3 separate regions of the Homo sapiens genome follow, and all the other regions are linked to region 1. A link is a contact called in ENCODE Hi-C or POLR2A ChIA-PET data. All regions are on one chromosome and are shown on one strand. Each heading gives the region's core, a stretch centred on a gene start or an enhancer-like site at or near the end of the contact. The rest is flanking DNA. Distances are from core to core; before and after follow the strand shown. Region 1 overlaps LINC02625 (long intergenic non-protein coding RNA 2625). Region 2 overlaps CABCOCO1 (ciliary associated calcium binding coiled-coil 1). Region 3 overlaps LINC02625 (long intergenic non-protein coding RNA 2625).

Region 1 (3,852 bases), core at 972-3,471:
CCTCATGAGAGCTGGACTATAGAAGCAGACATCAAGGCTGAGGCTGCACCCCACTACTTCTGCTAACCAGCACAGTGTGGAGACATGTGGGAACTATAACAGAGCCCCCAGGGTCCAGATCCTATCACTGTGGCTATTGAGAGGCAAGTGCAGGTTGGATAGACGTGGTGAGGTGCAGAGCCAGCAGTTGTAGAGGCGACCTCCTTATTCACAAACTTGATCATGGCAGAGGCAGCAACTGCCTCCGTGGGCCAGCCCTGAGGTGTTGTTCTGAGGTGTGATTCCTGGAAGCTCTGCTTAAAGAACTCTAGCCTTTCTAGTGATCTTTGTAAGCTCTTATTCCTTGTATGAAACTCATTTCTGCTAAAAATGACTATACTGAATTATGTTATGTACAACTAAACTCTGACAGAAATACTTCCTTCCCACATAGGCAATCAAGTGACTTAATACTTGGCCCTTCATCTTCTCAGATGAAACGGTTGATAAACTAATTCACAATAAATAGTCAGTGACTAATATAGCAACTTCTTATGAATAATGGCCTTAATCAAAGCAAAAGATTCTAATGGTAGACAACCATGAATGGTCTATGATGTTGATGGAGATTTTTTTTCCTAGGCAAGAAGGCAAAGGTTTTTTTAAATTTAAAGAAGTTGTTATTAGTTGTTGCTGATGATGATAATGTCGGCAGTGATGTTTAAAAGCTGTCCTCACTTGTAAAGTTCCCTGGGCTGACAACTTCAACTCACCTAACCCTCTAACTGGGGCTAAAAACACCATGATCACGACTCAGTTTTTTGCCTCTCACTGCAAACTTCATGTATGGAGGTTTCATGAAACTATACAGAGAAAAGTTGCCATATAAGAAAATGAACAAGGGTTCTAGCATCTCTCTGAAAATTGATAGTGCACTTTTAGATAGAAGACAGAGAACAGGCTGAGGAAGAAGGCAAATAGGTAGACAGAGATGATTGACAATGTCCACGTGCACATCCACAGATGTTCCTGAATCAGCTACTTTGTCAAGACCCCACCCTAGGTGCTTCTGGTAAAGAGGTAAGGCTTGTCCTGGCTTCCAGGATCTCACAGTGTAGGGGAACAAGGGAAATTGCCATTTCTTAATCACTTATCGTTTGCTAGTAGACTTTGTTGATTTCATTCATACAATAAATATTTTGTTTTTGTTCTAGTTTATGAGACAGATGAATAAGTTAGGTTTCCTAATCCCTTATAGAGGGAGCCAGACATGACATCAGTACTTACACAAAACGTTTTCAATTATAACTGAGGCAAGTACTACAAGGAAAATCATAGCACATGGTCTAATGGAGGAGGAGGAGGAGTTAGCATGACTTGGTCTGAGGGTCCATGGAAGCCCTCCCAGAAAAAAGCTGTTCCAGCTGGGTTCTGGGGCCAAGCATGAATTAGTCCAGTGGAAGGAACAGCACCAGCAAAGGCCCTGAGTTGGAAGGAGCTTACTCCAAGAATAAGGTACATATTATTATCCCCATTTTACACATGAAGTAGCTGAGATCTACAAAGATTAAGTAACTTCCTAAGGTTATGCATAACACATAAACTCAAAGATAGCGATCTACCATATAATCCAGCCTCTCCTAGAAGCAGAAACAAAGATACACGGCAGCCTTTAAAAACAATTATCAGGAGACCCTCTCATGCCCCTCAAGGCCACTGCTCCTCCTGAAGGAGCTAAGGACAGGTTTTCATTTGCTCACTCTACTGGGCTCCAGATCAAATTAAATTAAAAGCCAGCTATTTCAGACGAAAAAGTCCTGCGTCCTTTTTGGGAATAAAATCGTCTTCCCTCCTCCCCAGGGCCTTTCATACCATTATGGTGCAGTCCCAAGCTATCAATGATAGTGAAAAAATGGGGCTTTGCGATAGAGGAAAGAGGCTATTCAAACTGCTCCTGATTTCTATAAAAGAGAGATCTTTTGATCTTTGAAACAGCCATAGGGCAGTTTGATCTTTCTCAAACTCATTTATTTTAGATTCTTGCAAATTTCTTTTCTGTAGGTTTACTTCCTCAGAAAACTCAATATTCAATTGAACAGTGACTTTTATACATTGAAATGCAATATTGAATAACTGAAGCCTAATAAATGCCATCCCGCCTATATAGGATATTTTAAAAATCATAAAAGGGCTGATTGAGCCCGATCCAGGCAAAGATGACAAAGCGAATTCAATGCTTCTTTTGAAAATGAGTCATGGTCAGAAATACTCACTTTGACCAAAAGCATTTCTTTGAATGCCAGAGGTAAATTTGCTCACTTTCATTTTCTGCCTGGGTTTCAGATCGGCCCTGCAGAACTGAACAAAATCAACTCTGAGAGGCCCTGGCAGCTGTTCCAGATGTAAATGTGAACAGGATACTGAGATTGGGCCTATTTCCTTCTATGTGTTATTTTCAAATTATGCAGATAATATTCAGATATGGGTCTATCAGACTTGGCATATTTTTTTCAGGGAGGAGTAAATCATTGCTATTCTCTGCTGCATTAACATTCCCCAGGACCACCCTCTCTTTTTTTCTTAGAAAAAGGATATTTTCTTGTCACGAGCCTCTAAATTACTGGCACAAGAAGAATCTGACATATGTTCCCAGTCGTGGGGGGGCTCATGGGAGGACAGGTACAACATACTCAATAGATTAGCCAAAAGAAACAGCCTTTGATGTCAGGGAACCTTTCCAAATTTCATGTAAGACTCAAACAATCTGTGGCAAATCAAAGTTCTCAATCAGAACTTCTGTCCCACTTCTCTTGGTGCAGCTATGGCTGGAGGAACTTTTGTTTTAACTCTTTGTAGATTATTACTCAGTTTGAGAGTGTGTTTCTCTCATGACCCTTCCAACATTATGAACTTTAAGAAGATCGATAACTTCATTCTCCATCTTCATCTTAACACATGCACTTTTTCCCTCTTGGATATGTGTTTTAGGAAAATGCAGATTAGCATTGCCAAAGAGCCAGTTGTTTTTAGCAACATTCCCCTCGGTGTGACCTCCTAAGAAGGTCTGATTTTATAAACCATTAAAGGAACACTACGTTTTCCATACTCCCTGTATCAGCTAAAGGCTGGAAAGGGCAGCAAAAGCAGGATCTCCATGGAGGAGGAATGATAACCACTTGGAAGAAGATGGTGGAGAAAAAGCAGGCATTGGCTATGCACAGAAGATGTCGGTCTTGCTTTAACAATCTCCCTTAAGGCCTGCTGCCCCACACTTTCCTTATGGTGTCAGCATTCCAAGAACATTCTTTGGGAACCAGAGACAAAGATGGCACCAATACCTCAGAGCCTTTTGATTAAAGAGTTGTCGTTTTCCATCTTGGGACCGTGGAAAACAACTTTTACATAAGAAAGTTTCTCTCAAGGGTGAGTAAACTATCCACAGCTTAAAAATAAAAATTGATAATTAATGTCCATGAAAGGGCTCTAAAGAAAAGATTCCCAGCAAATCAAAGGTAAAATTCTGAGCTCATATGACTATATCCATAGACATGTCCGTGCCTGTCTCTAGAGCCATTAGCTATCCAAGAGACATTGGAGGAAAGAAATTATTATTTCCTTAGAAGCAAATGGAGGCTTCCTTTTCCTTCCATCAAGAACACTTTAAAACAAACAAACAAACAAACAAAAAACAATATCTGGATTTCTAGACACTCAGAAATATGTTATTCATAGGTTTCTTACACTTCCGGGCCTAGAACATAAGGTAGCATGTTCTAAGAATAATGTTCTGAGAGGAACGTAAGATATAAAAGAACTAATGTCATTCAAGGCACAGTAATACAATCCAAAGACAAAACAGCACCACACACATCT
Region 2 (3,586 bases), core at 704-3,203, 36 kb before region 1:
ACAGTGGAAGAATAATCACAGGAGCTTTGGTCACACGACCATCCTCATTCCTCTATGTATTTTTTAACTGTCTAGGTTATTGGTTGTTTTTCTGCATGCCTGTTCCTAGAGAAAACTGTGATTCCAATGAAAACAGTGGCCAAAAGCAAACTGATGCCCCTACGCTTTCCTGTTTACACAAATGAAATAAGCGTGTTCTCAGATTTCTTTATGCACGCAATGCTTTTTATATCTTGCCATCTTTAAAAACTATTCAACCTTTCATTCTTGACTTTCATTGACTTATTTTGGAACAATGCACTGTAGTTAGTGCCAACACTATGTAGAGCCAGTGAACAAATTCTCTTTCTGAATTTATCAGAGAATGCCTGCTTTCACAACTCTAGTATACACATGTCATTTTACTTTTCTGAACCTGTATTTCCTCACATATAAACTAGAGATAAACATTTTTTGGAATCCATAATGAACTACTAGGGTTCCCCTTCCCCCTAAAGTTAGGTGCGTGGGTTTCAGAGTCAGATAGATCCGGGTTCTATTTCTGATAGAATTCTCCATTTTCTAGTTGTGGGGCATTGGCTGAGTTATTTAACCTCTTTAAGCTTTTGGCTCTTTCTCAAAACATGAAGTCAATAAAACCTTTCCTCCCAATGCAGTATGATTTGAAGGACCTACTATTTATAACGTGCTTTCTAACTAGCCCAATGCCAAACACAGAGTAAGTTCTCAATAAATGAGAGCTGCTTTTTTTTTTTTTCATCATCACAGTTTATATTCCCAAATGGTGGCCAGCACTGACCTTAGGGCCTCCCCATTGAACAACTCCAGTGGGTACCTTTCACATTGTATTGTGAGTGGGGGACCAGAGGAGGCTCACGGAAAGCAATGTGAATCATGGCCCCTAGAGTCAGGCAACTTATCAGCCCTCCTAGAAATTTGCTTCATGATGTTACTTTCATTAGGAGCTAGGTGAGGGGTATGGTATCTCTGAGGAACTCTTTATGGCTTTAAACTACACTGTGTCTAAAAAACAGTTTAATGATAAGTCAGTTAAAAATAACTACTGGGCCAGGGGTGCAGTGGCTCATGCCTGTCATCCCAGCACTTTGGAGGCCGAGGCAGGTGGATCACCTGAGGTCAGGAGTTCAAGACCAGCCTGGCCAACATGGTGAAGCACTGTCTCTACTAAAAATACAAAAATTAGCCTAGCGTGGTGGCGGGTACCTGTAATCCCAGCTACTTGGGAGGCTGAGGCAGGAGAATTGCTTGAACCTGGGAGGCGGAGTTTGCAGTGAGCCGAGATCGTGCCACTGGACTCCAGCCTGGGCAACAGAGCAAGACTGTGTCTCCAAAAACTAATAGTAACTATCAATGAAGTCAAATCAGTGAGAATCTGTCTGGTTGTTTGGCATTCTGCTAATCAAACAAATACTCTAGGGCTCCATTGATATGAAATACAGATAGTTGCACTGATGCAACAATACAATGACTAGGTTTGCTTCTCCAAGTGTTACCGTTTTTCAAGAAAAATATTTAAACTGACTTGTAGCTGGTCTAACAAACTAGGCAGCCCTGAAGATTTTTAGATGAATGGATAGATACTCTGATGAAATACTCAACATCCAATGAATGCCCCCCGTGTATAAAGGCCTGAGCTAGGGGTCCTTAAGATGAATATGACGTGCCCCACGTCCTCGAGTTGTTTCCACACAATGGCGAGAAATCACTCTACCTGGCTGTCACTCAAGGCCAATGTGACAAATACTATGAAGTTGAATAAGCAAGATACTCTGCGAGCACAAGGGCGATGACGAGAAACTTCACAGAGTTGATTGAGCTGGGTGGAAAGTCCAGGTGGATGAGATGGCCTGGCAGGATGCAGGGAAAAGCTCCCCCAGCAGAGGGAGCAGCACAGGCAATACAGGGCTGAGACCACAGCTTCCTCCACCCCTTGCTTTGCTTCGCTCTGCTTTGCTTTGCCTTGCTCTTTTTTTTTTTTTTTTTTTTTTTCATATAACAATTATGGAGCACCCACTCTGCTGCAAGCACTGGGCAAGCAGGGAAAGAGTGAGTGGTCTAGTACAGCTGGAGCTCGAGATCTGTGAAGGCAAGAACATGGAGTTGAATCCTTCAAAAAATAGAAGGGCACAGGTGGGACAGGCATCAGCAGGTGCCCCCAATGAGTTTTATGGCTGACTTAATGTTAGGGACAAGGGAGAGGGAATAACTGAAGACAGCTGCAAGGCTTTGAGTCCAGTAACTGAGAAGCTGGTGATGCCACCAAACGATAAAGGAATTGGAGGAGGAGCAGGTTTGGGGAAGGTAATTAAGGAAAAATAAATGGACAAGCTTCAGCCTGTCAATGATTCCAGTAAGCACTAAATGTGTACTCCAAATATTCTTCTACATCGTGACTGAAAAATACTGAATCTGGGGATCTACACAGGCAAGCAACTTTGAGTTTTGTATAAATAGAGAAAAAGCCACTTGAAATTTAGTAACATAAGATACAACATCTGTAGCTGGACTAGAGACGACCTAGTCCAACTCCCTAATTTTACAAACAAAGAAACCACATCTCAGACCTACTCTCAACTGAGCAGCAGAGCCAATCCAGAACTCTGACTACACATTTAAGGGGAAAAAAATCTACATTTTTAGAACATTCAAATCTGGAATCAAGATACCACCTAGATTTTTCAGAGCTGCTGCTATTTCAGTTTGTTTATTTTTAACTAAACTAGTATGATTCGCAGACTGTAGGTGAAAGGTCTCTTTTGAGAACATGTATTGCTATGTACACCGTTGTCCACAAAATCAGTTTTGTAGTTAATTTCTAAGATTTCAGATTTCAAGAAAAGCCAGGGAAACTTAGAGTACCTAGACCCATTCTGTATAAGGGAAGACATGCTTCTTTAGGTCATTGAAATAATGACATCTGCCATATATGGAATAAAAGGCTGCCTTGCCTAGGAGGAAGGGCTTGGGTGCTCACTGAAAGTGTCCTGTTTCTAGAATGCCAAGCACATATGACTAATTGGCAGTAGTTTCCTCCAAAGCAAGAAAATCCTGCCTGCTGACCAGAGAAAAGTGCCTAATACGGTTAAAGAATCACTAAGTGAGACTTTTTTATAAAAAAGGAAAAAAAAAAAAGGGTAGGGGCTAGGGAGAGCTAAGCAGAGAGGGAAATATTTATAACTGTAACAACATGTTTCCTGGTAATAATTTATGAGCCTACTGGAGAAAAGGGAAACACACAAACTATGAATAAAATATCTAAACGTAAACATCATGCTTTCTGCAAATTTCTTTAGTTAAAAATTAAGGCTGAGGTTGACTAAAGTAAATGACTGCATTTTCGTGGTCTCTTATTTCCTTGATGCTAAGGGTTACCAACTGATTTACAACTTCCTGTGTTGTTTTTTAAATCTATATTTGTCAGCACATTTTTAATGTCAGATTACTTAAAATAGACATCTTGGCTCTAAGAGGTCAGAAATAATAATATTAGGTTGACTTCTCTAAAGATTTCATAGCACTTTACAAGTATTCTAATTTAGCACCAAAGCTTTTTATTTCTAAACGA
Region 3 (3,528 bases), core at 739-3,238, 48 kb after region 1:
GTTGTACCATACATCAGTACTTCATTACTTTTTATGGCTGAATAATATTCCATTGTATATGGCTATACCACATTTTGTTTGTCCATTCCTCAGTTGATGGGCATTTGGGTTGTTCCCACATTTTGGCTTTTGTGAATAGTCTACCATAATATTTCAATGATTCACTATAGAAATATTAGTAATAATAATGTTTTAGCTATAAAGGTAGAATGCATGTTTACTTGTGCTCCACCCTCTACTAGACTGTAAAGTCCTGAGGGCAGGGACTTTGCCTTCTTCCCCGTAAATTCCCCAGGGCCTTGGCTAGTGTCAGGGCCTTGGCTAGTGTCTGACACAGAATACATGCTCAGTACTTCTGTTGACTAATGAACGATTTCTGCTTAGAGGATTGACTGCCAATCACAATAGATATGAAACATAGCAAAAGTCACCCTTCTATAATCATACAATGTTAGATTTTGAAGTGATCTGATTCAAGATCATCATCCAATATTATTGGGCCCATCATTTCCTAGCTGTGTAACTTGGGCAAGTTCCTTAATCTGTTACTCTAATTCCTTCCCTATAAGGAATATTGTAGATGCATGATCTACCTCAGAGAACTGTTTGATGATTAAGTGGCTTAATGTATATTCGACACTTATTGGGCATTAGATTTAAGACCGAAAGGTAAGTAAATTACCCCCAAGATTGCCCAGCTAGTTAAAAACAGAGCTGGGACTGGAACCCATATGTCTTAGCTTTCCCGTCTTCCAAAATAGTTGTTTGATGGCTGCTCAGAAACTGATGGAGAACAGAGTTTTCTTCTGCAAGGATACCAGCACAGCTTCAACAGTCACGTTTTTAGGGGCAAACATCTCTTTCCTCTTACAGGTGGCCTCTAAGCCCCAACCTCTTTACCTCCTTCTAGCTTCCAAATCTTCCAATCTTTGAATGTCTACTACTCAAAGCAATTTTTCCCAAAGTATATTCCTCAGAACATTCACTTAAACATCCAGCGTAATTTCTAGGTTTAAAAATAATGAGGATGACCAACTGACAGGATAAGAATTATGAAGGTAGTGTTTGAGTAACAGAATAAAATGTTTGGAATATTTCTCTAGGATAATAATGACATATTTTGTTTTTTAAAAATTGGCTTGGAGAATGTTTTTATTTTTTAAAAAATTATTCCTTAGCCAAATATATTTGAGAAATAAGACATCTCTTAGAAAGGGACTATGCAAATTAGCATATAGAGGTTACTAAGGAGTTTTGCATCTAGACACTTTTTAACCCAGCAGTTCCAGAGCATAATGAAATATGAAAACATTTCTCAGCACAATACTTATTACCATCCTTGGAATGCCACAAAACACATTTTAAGAAACACCAGAATTGATTTTTACCCCAGGCATCAAATGGAAGGGACATATGTTAACGCAAGCTCTATGAGAGCAGGTTTTTCTAGTTTTTTCACTGCTTAGGACAGTACCTGGCACACAGTAGAGATTAACTGATTATTTGTTGAAGAATATATGCTCATGGAAATAGCAACTTGGGATTTGGGACATCAGCCCCTGGTAGAGAAGAAGCCAGCACATTAGGTTGTGGGTCTCTGATCTGGTTGTTCTCAGCCAGAAGGTCCCCATGGAGTTGGCTATCCTAAAAGAAGAAGGCCCCCATCCACCCAGGAAGGGCTTCTTGCCAACCAAGATGGCAGGTCCCCACCAGAGTAGAACAGGCATGCAATACAGGCCACAGCTGCCTAATTCACTGGTATCAGTATTTCCACGGATGCCAGTCTTCATGACTTCCACACAAAAATCAGGTTCCCTTACAAATCTGAGTCAATAGGCTTTAAACTGAGCACTCATGAAAGAATAAACTCCACTCCCCTACTCACAGCCAGCCCTCTGGCCTTGTCTAGGCCACGGCCAGGAGCACTAGGGAGGGAAAAGGAAGGTAGCTTCAACTTTTCCTGGCAAAGTGGCCTTCCTTTTCAGAACCTGTAGCTCAGCTAAGTGGAGACACCTGGTGTTTGTTGTTGCAACTTCAAGAACAATACATTAAGACTCGGGGCAGAAAATCAGGCTTTTCATAAAAATTGTGTCATCAAAAAGACGGTTCAGGAAGAAAAAATGCAAATGGCAGCCCAACTCACCCCTACAAGACTTTTTCCCCCTCAATATTTCTACCATCTGAATAGCTTTTCTCCGTATTCCTGTATGTAAAACATGGGGGAAAAAAAACACAATAGCAAGGCACCTAAAATTTGTGAGAATCCAGAAAAGAGAAGAAATCATCTTTCCTGGTTGCTCCATTTTGTCAGGTGTTAAATCAGAGTGCTAACTTTTGTATAATAACTGTTTGCTAATACTTAATAAGTAGCCGGTGTAACACAGTTCCAAAAAATTTTTTTGTTGTTGTTAAGCCTATGCAAGGCCAAAGGAGTATTAAAGTTTCACTACGGAAGAAATATGGCCACTGCCAAGAACTGATTAGTCATAAAATCCGAGGCATTATCATCATCCATCATTGCCTTTCTTTTAATGACTGAACTAAAAAGAGAGACATCAAAGTTTTCAAAATAAGGTTATAAAAATGCTGTACGCAGATGAGGCCTCCAAATATTTTGATAGAACCTGAACAAAAAAAATATAGAAAAATCATTGAAACAAATCACAAAACATATGTTGTTATGTTTTGCTCTAAAAAGCATGAAGTTTATCCAGAACCCTATTATGGTAACTGCTTAGCTTTTCATGCATTCCTAAATTACCATGTAATCTAAAACGTTGTTTTCAGCTGCCCTGTATTGGAAAGTCCCTTAAAATAATCAGGATGATTACAGGCTAGTATTCAGAAAGAAACTTGCTTGTATTATTGTAAATGAAAGTATTATTTATCGGGCAGCCTCCTTTAAAGAAAAAAAAAAAACCCTATCTCAGAAGCACAGAAATACAATGTATTCAGGAAATACCTAAACCAAGGATTGCATTTTGGGCTCTCTACATTTTCAAACACATGGATAGTTGGTGTAAAAATATGTTCTTTTTCTGCAGGGACTTGACTGTAATTAGTGTGTGCCAAAACTCTCTCACAGAGATTTCATTGTCTTATCTACTTACATCATCTTAATGCGATTTTATTTTACTTTGTCAAAGTCATATTAATGTAAATGTGTTCTTGATAGCAAACAGAGTTCTTTTTTATGCAAAACAGGATTCAGCTGACTCTAATAAAACAGCTTGCAGTCTATTAGACTATAACAGTAATGTGCTTATTTTGTTTCTCAAATCAAGACTGTGTCAGAAAGCTATAGATGGAGATTTGTCTTGTTTTTCACAATAATTGCTAGGGTGGGGTTACATTATGATCTTTAAATGAATAGTATCGCTTAGAACAAACACTTCATATATCTTTTATCTTCCCCGGCATACAGTTCTGAGTTTTCTTTGAAAATGCTGCGCTACTTTTCCACATAAGTCATCAGAATGTTTCCAAAGAATTTTAACTGCCAGATTAATTATATCTTGCAAACAAAGA

Evidence for each region. A loop is a pair of places that touch in the nucleus more often than their neighbours do. ChIA-PET counts read pairs that join two places held with the same protein, here RNA polymerase II (POLR2A). Pooled maps may share reads with other maps.
Region 2: a loop to region 1 is called in a map of K562, with 3 times the contacts of the local background. The contact joins two enhancer-like sites. A Hi-C loop is called at or near these places in 7 of 168 maps with a recorded cell type or tissue (Caco-2, K562, PC-3 and 3 more), 14 of 37 single-sample maps with no recorded cell type and 16 of 50 pooled maps. POLR2A ChIA-PET finds 5 or more read pairs at or near these places in 6 of 52 experiments (A549, Caco-2, K562 and 3 more).
Region 3: a map of PC-9 shows a loop between it and region 1 (2.0-fold over the local background). The contact joins two enhancer-like sites. A Hi-C loop is called at or near these places in 12 of 168 maps with a recorded cell type or tissue (IMR-90, K562, PC-3 and 8 more) and 13 of 50 pooled maps. POLR2A ChIA-PET finds 5 or more read pairs at or near these places in 5 of 52 experiments (MCF 10A, OCI-LY7, Panc1 and 2 more).

What each region holds. Positions count from the first base shown.
Region 1 is chr10:61,784,615-61,788,466 of GRCh38, forward strand. The region is part of intron 3 of LINC02625 (long intergenic non-protein coding RNA 2625); the gene reads right to left. Among named protein-coding and RNA genes, the nearest start is that of LINC02625, 81 kb to the right of the region's middle. Within about 2 kb of position 2,222, at least 5 of the 41 ENCODE cell types and tissues checked have a DNase peak (open chromatin) inside an H3K27ac peak, as active enhancers do; they include PC-3, PC-9 and endothelial cell of umbilical vein, where a contact is called at or near this core.
Region 2 is chr10:61,749,227-61,752,812 of GRCh38, forward strand. All of the region lies in intron 5 of CABCOCO1 (ciliary associated calcium binding coiled-coil 1), which reads left to right. Among named protein-coding and RNA genes, the nearest start is that of CABCOCO1, 88 kb to the left of the region's middle. Within about 2 kb of position 1,954, at least 10 of the 41 ENCODE cell types and tissues checked have a DNase peak (open chromatin) inside an H3K27ac peak, as active enhancers do; they include PC-3 and endothelial cell of umbilical vein, where a contact is called at or near this core.
Region 3 is chr10:61,833,288-61,836,815 of GRCh38, forward strand. All of the region lies in intron 2 of LINC02625 (long intergenic non-protein coding RNA 2625), which reads right to left. Among named protein-coding and RNA genes, the nearest start is that of LINC02625, 33 kb to the right of the region's middle. Within about 2 kb of position 1,989, at least 11 of the 41 ENCODE cell types and tissues checked have a DNase peak (open chromatin) inside an H3K27ac peak, as active enhancers do; they include PC-3, PC-9 and endothelial cell of umbilical vein, where a contact is called at or near this core.